Regions from separate parts of the Mus musculus genome. Here region 2 is linked to region 1. Evidence: chromatin contacts called from ENCODE Hi-C or POLR2A ChIA-PET data. All regions are on one chromosome and are shown on one strand. The core of a region is the stretch at or near the end of the contact, and the rest is flanking DNA. Distances in the headings are between cores, read along the strand shown. Region 1 holds the start of Ndufaf6 (NADH:ubiquinone oxidoreductase complex assembly factor 6). Region 2 holds the start of Plekhf2 (pleckstrin homology domain containing, family F (with FYVE domain) member 2).

Region 1 (3,057 bases), core at 383-2,882:
AAAAGGTCCTCCTTGGAGCTGGAATTACAGGTGGTTGTGAACCACCTGATGTGTATGCTGGGAGCTGACATAGCTAGGCTCCTCTGAAAGTGCTCTTTTTTCTTTTTTTAAAATTGAAAGTGGTTTTTCATACAATATATTCTGGTTGTGGTTTCCTCTCCCCTACCTCCTTGGAGATCACCCCCACTTCCCCGCTAAGTCTACACCCTCTCTTTCTCTCCTTCATTAGAGTACAAACAATTGTTCTTAACCACTGATCCATCTCCCCATCTATCCTTTGAATTCTTTATCTTTTTCCCCCTAACTCTCAAATGCTGGCATTATATGTGCATGCCACTATACCTATAGACTATTCAATTAATAATAGTTGGTAACAACATATCATTTGTAGTATAGTATCATTTTATTGTATTTTAAACTGTTGTATTTAAGTATTTAAATTAGCACATTATGGCATGTACATAATGTATTTCAACATTTGCCTCCCATTACCCTCTTTTGTCTCCTGCCCCTCTGAGCCTCCTTTTTGTCTTCTGAGCTCCTTCACCTCATCTGGTACTATCTTACCATTTTACTGACTGACCCATCTCTCTAGCCTTATACTGGAATTCTAAATTCTCCACAGGCAAAAGGCTTTGGCCTGATTCCTGGCTGAGAGGCTACTTTTCTATCTCAGGTTCACAACTTCCTCTTTTTGTCTTGCTTCAACCTCACTGTGTAGTGTAGGCTGACTTTGAACACTCAACACTTCCTGTCTCAGCCTTCTTAGTGCTGGCGTTACAGATGACAGAGGCAAGTCAGATTTTACAACATCGAGGGACTGTCAATGGGTTAAAGCAGGAAACAAATGACTCCATGCTCTTGGGCTTTTAGAGTGTTGTGAGAGACAACTAACAGCAAATGATATATTGTTACTGTTAAAAAAGAAAAAGGAGCCGGGCGTGGTGGCGCTCGCCTTTAATCCCAGCACTCAGGAGGCAGAGGCATGCGGATTTTGAGTTCGAGGCCAGCCTGGTCTACAAAGTGAGTTCCAGGTCAGCCAGGGCTACACAGAGGAACCCTGTCTCGAAAAACAAAAGAAACAAAAAACAAACAAAAAGAAAAGGAAAAGGAAAAGAAAGCAAAAGGAAAGAAATTAAATTTTGTCTCTGTCTCTCTCCCCCTTCCTCTCCTTCCCCTTTATCCTTAGTGGTTGATAATGGAGGCATAACCTGGTGCATCTCTCAAGCATCTTTGTGTTTTTCTCTTGGAGGTAGAGTGGCTAATCAGTGTACCTGTTCAGGGCTATGCTGGGAGGTCTCTGGGAATGTGTGTGGGTGAATAGTGGGCATTCAGGTACAACAAGCTTCCAGCAGTGCGGTTACAAGTGTCAATAGCGCCCTTGAAGAGGATCAAGAGAGGATGGGGGTCTCTGGGGTGACAGGATGTAACGTCAGTCGCTTCTTTAAAAAGCAGGCACCCATCCCTTTTGGCGTTCTGGGGTTCTGTGGGAGTGGACGCTGGAGAGGACAACCAAGTCACCAATGTGCAGGATTATAGCGACACCTGGCTCTGGTCTGAGTGGCGTCCTTCCTTTGCGGAGTTGCAGAGATCTGCCGGGGGCGTGGCCACTTTCCGGGGGGCGTGGCCTCAGGGTCGGAGGGCACCCGAAGCGGGTGTCATGGCGACCTCCATGCTGGGTTCTGTCCGCGGCCCAAGGCCATTCGGTTTGGCTAACCTGTTCCATCGCCAGCCGCCTCGGGATGCGTGGGAACGTGTGCGGCGCCTGCCGGGGCCCTCGGCGGTCCGGCGCAGCGTGGCGGCGGCCAGCGGGCCAGGCATCCCCGGTTCCCACCTCTACTGCCTGGAGCTGCTGAGGTGAGTGGCCGCGCCCGGGGGACATCCCCGAGAGCCCAGAGCCTGTGGAACGCAGAGCGCTGAACCCCGAGCCTGGGGCTGCGTCCTCCGGGTCCTGCGTTCTGCTGGGCTCTGTGCCCGTGCTTGGAGAAGGAGACCGCAGGCCTGTTCACGTGGCTCAGCACATCCTCTGCCTGAACCCTAACGTTAATGGACCCTACAACCTTTGCATGCATAGCACTTTTTATTCATGGACAGCTAGTGACTTTAACACCGTTAACTGGCTTTGGGCTCTGTGTGCTGCACTATTAAAAGTAATTCACGGGGCCTGCGCATTTTTAGGTCCATTGGTAGGGTGCTTGCCCAGCGTGCTTTGGATAAACACATCTCACAAAAGTTGGCACACTCACTTTTGACGCATCTTCTTAGGAGGTACTGGCCAGAGGTTTAGATTTAACTACAAAGCAACCTCAAAGCTAAAATTTTGTTTACAAAAGTAAAGTCCAAAGCAGCTTATTTAATTCTCCTTTCAAGTTGTGATTCCCATCAAGGGAGTTTAAGAGTTAGAGCATTAAGAGCTGGAGAAATGGGTTAGCGGTTAAGAGAACAGGCTCAGGTTTGATTCCCAGCCCCGACACGAGATCTAATGCTCTCTTCTGGCCTTCTTGAGCACCAGGTAAGCAGTGTATAGACATATGTGTACGCAAACACTCATACACATAAAAATAAATACAATTTTTAAGATGAAGTTTAATAATTTCAAGGGAACAAGGGATTTGCCAGAGATTTACAAGAACAGCCTCATGACTTGTGTTTTGTTCACCTGGTGTCAGGAAAGACATCTGGGATTTCCTCTGTAGACATGTGTGGGGGTTGGGCCTGATGGGAATTGAGCCCTATGAATAATCTATGGCTTAATTACATCCACCCACACCGCCCCTGCATTTTGCCCTCCCTGCTAACAGCAGTTATCCGGTATGGTTTTTGTTTGTTTTGAGACAGGGTTTTTATGTAGCTGTGGTTGACCCTGTAGACCAGGCTGGCCTGGAACTCCTTCTGGTCTCTGCCTCTCAAGTGTCGGGTCTTTTTTGTTTTGTTTTGTTGTTTTTATTGTGTGTTATTTTTATTTCACGTGTATGCGTGCTTTGCTTGTGTGTATGAACTGTGTGCATGCCTAGTGCCACCGATCAGATTTTCTGGAACAGTTGTGAACCAATGTGA
Region 2 (3,057 bases), core at 257-2,756, 69 kb after region 1:
GCAAAGCCAAGATTTTGAGTGTAGACAGTCTGGCTTGCATCTTTGTACTTTAAGTTAAACAAGTGTGTTGTAGGGAGGGCAACTTTTTTTTGTTTTTTTTTTTTTTTGTTTTTTTTGTTTTTTTTTTTTTGAGACAGGATTTCTCTGTATAGCCCTGGGTGTCCTGGAACTCTCTGTAGACCAGGCTGGCCTCAAACTCAGAAATCTGCCTGCCTCTGCCTCCCGAGTGCTGGGATTAAAGGCATTCGAAGAGCAACATTTTTATTGATGACACTAGAAACACAGCAGTTCCTAATCTTAAAATTTAAAAAGATTTTAGAGTGTGCTTAGTCTAGCACACATAAAGATTGTGTGTGTATACGATTGAAATCCTGTAACTATCCCTATTACGACAACTGATCTCCTTTGCCAGTTTTGTTCTGGATACTAATTTAAAACAACTGTATTTGTTTCACAGACATTCTTCTTCCTCTTCCTCTTCTTCTTCTTGTTTTTCGAGACAGAGTTTCTCTGTAGACCAGGCTGGCCTTGAACTCAGGATTCCGCCTGCCTCTGCCTCCCAAGTGCTGGGATTAAAGGCGTGTCCAACACCGCCCGGCAGCTCTCAATCTTCTTAATGCTTTAATATAGCTCCTCCTATTGCGGTGGTCTCCACCATATAATTATTTGTTACTACTTCATAACTGTAATTTTGCTGTTATGAATCATAATGCAAAATATGTTCTCCGATGGTCTTAGGCGACTCCTGTGATCCGCAGGTTGAGAACTGCTCAACAGGAGGCTAAAAAGAAAATTCCTGAATAAAACTTTAATAATAACCCAATTTCTACCCCTTTCCTGTTTAAACGGTGTGCTTTTCCCAGCCAGCCAGCCTAGATGCCTCTGCTATCTCTCCGCAGCGCCTAGTAAACGCTCTTCTAACCCAGCGTCATGGTAGCACCGAGTTCTAGGTACGCGAAGCAGTTGGCCGAGGGGAAGTTTTGAAAAGAGCGGAGTTCTTCGGCATAAGGTTACACAGGAGCCTGCGGGTCATGGGTGCGGTAAGCGCAGACCCCTGGCTTGGGAGAAAGCGACAGCAGGTGTTCGGCTGAATGGCCGAGCCGGGCGGGGTTGGCAGACGCGGTTGGGTGGCGAGAAGCAAAGCCTTTCCTGTTCCTTAGGGCGGGAGGCGTGGAGGCAGCTTCCGCCCATTCTTCCAGAGAACTTCGCGGACTGCTTAAGAGCCCTTTCCGAAGGCTAGCCCGAGTCAGGAAAGTCAGGTCAGGCGACCCAGTCCAGCCTCAGCTGGCTCAGACGCGCGTCACCTCTGCAGAGGCGCGCGTTCCCCAACCCCGCCGGGGGAGGCCCCCGAGTGGGTGTGGCCTCCGCTGAAGAGCCCGCCCCCCGTGCGGTCGCGTGGGGATGGAGGGGCGGGGCAAGGCGATGGGCGGGGCGAGGGAGCCGGGAAGAAAGGGCAGGGCGGGTGTGCTCGTGCCCGTGTTTGGCGCTTGGGCGGGGGCGCGCCGGTGCGCGCGCAGGAGGGAAGCCAGCCGGAGCGGCCGTTGTCGGGTTCGACTGGAGGGGCGGTGAAGTCACCTGCGAGCGGCTGCGCCCGCCGCGTCCGGATCGCGCCGGCCTCGCGGGGCCCCACGCAACCCTGCGAGGCTGGGGTCGGGGAGCAGGCGGAGTCCGCGCCCGGAGTCGGCGACTAGGAGGACTCGCACCCTCGGCGCCGCCGCCCGCGCGGGGTCGGGTAGGTGCCATGGGGGTCGGGACGCACCGGGCGGCGGCGGGCTGGGGAGGGAGAAGCGAAACTTTGCGGGCGCCTATCCCCGCGGGCCCGGGCCAGCCGTGGCGCGGGGAGGGGTTGGCGCGGGCGGCGGCGGCCGACGCCATGTTGGGGTCTGTGGGAAACGGGGCGCTCGGGCGGCTCCCCTCCGGGCCGGCGCTCGGGCTGGAACCGCCTGGGTCCCGCCGCGCCCGTCCGCGGGACGCCGCCCGGAGGGCCAGGGCCGGGACCATAGACGGCGGCTGGGGACTGGACCTCGCGTCGCCCCCGAAGTTGTGGGGCAGCAGGACTCGGGTCCCCAGATCGTGCGGTCTGAAAACTTTGCAGGGTCTGGGCGTCAGGGGCACGCTCTGACTCCAGCAGTTTATTTTATGACTTTATATGAAAATGGCACCGTACAATTGGCTCAGATAGGAGCGGTAGCTTACACGCTACTTGAAGGGTTTTTTTTTTTTAAGTTTTATGATCTTTTGCCTAGTTTTTTTTTTTTTTTAATGTTATTAAAGGCCAAGAGCTGGTTCCCCAAGTTGCTCGAGTAGCCTTGTATAGTCCTCGAATATTAAAGCAGTAAGTTGTGTGAGTGTGCAGTGGAAATGACTAGTATTCAGGTTACATACACCTAAGCAGTAATTCAGACTCCCAAGTACATTAAACTGGTAAATGCCTTCTTTGTTATGTTTTAATATGTTGCCTAAGAGACTCGTTAAAGAACCATTTAGAGTTGAACGTTCAGTTGAAACGTTAAGGCATGTGTTGTCTTAAGACTAAGTGAAATAACCCAGTGTGTTGGCTCATGCCGGTTTTCTGAGCACTCCCGCGGGCTAGGGCAGAAGCATTGCCGCGAGTTCAAGGCCAGCCTTGGCTACAGCTTGAGTCTGAAACAAACAACCCCAGGACCACAACAAACAGATTAGGGTGATTTTGACGATTCAGTTTTTTTTTTATTCTTTTTCCTTTTCGTTCCTTAAAGGTGCATGAGTTTTGAGCCCCTATCTTTGTACCTTTATAGCTTAAGGGGTGGGAGGACCCAGGTTAAATCAGAATTAACCCAGGCTATTTTTAATCACTATGGGTCATGAGAGCATTGGGAGGTGAATGGTATTAAGTTGCTTATTTGGAAAGCTCTTTATAATCGCCCCTGCCCCCAAATGAAACTGGTGTACAGCATGAAGTAGCCTAGTAAATAAATACCCTTAAAAAAATAAAGGCGGCTTTAAAATTATGTTAAATGGGCTGAAAAGACTCTTAACAATGCAGAAGCCGTAAACAGCCGTGGTGGTTTTCCTTTT

What was found. Hi-C counts contacts between places; a loop is a spot of excess contacts on that map. ChIA-PET counts read pairs that join two places held with the same protein, here RNA polymerase II (POLR2A).
Region 2: POLR2A ChIA-PET joins it to region 1 with 10 read pairs in embryonic stem cell. The contact joins the promoter of Plekhf2 here to the promoter of Ndufaf6 in region 1. A Hi-C loop is called at or near these places in 3 of 37 maps with a recorded cell type or tissue (heart, regulatory T cell and v-Abl transformed pro-B cells). POLR2A ChIA-PET finds 5 or more read pairs at or near these places in 3 of 5 experiments (all embryonic stem cell).

What each region holds. Positions count from the first base shown.
Region 1 is chr4:11,074,780-11,077,836 of GRCm38, reverse strand. It overlaps Ndufaf6 (NADH:ubiquinone oxidoreductase complex assembly factor 6), which reads left to right and starts at 1,632. Exons shown (of 9, transcript NM_001085493.2): 1 at 1,632-1,857. The coding sequence starts at 1,661.
Region 2 is chr4:11,006,068-11,009,124 of GRCm38, reverse strand. It overlaps Plekhf2 (pleckstrin homology domain containing, family F (with FYVE domain) member 2), which reads left to right and starts at 1,506. Exons shown (of 2, transcript NM_175175.4): 1 at 1,506-1,732.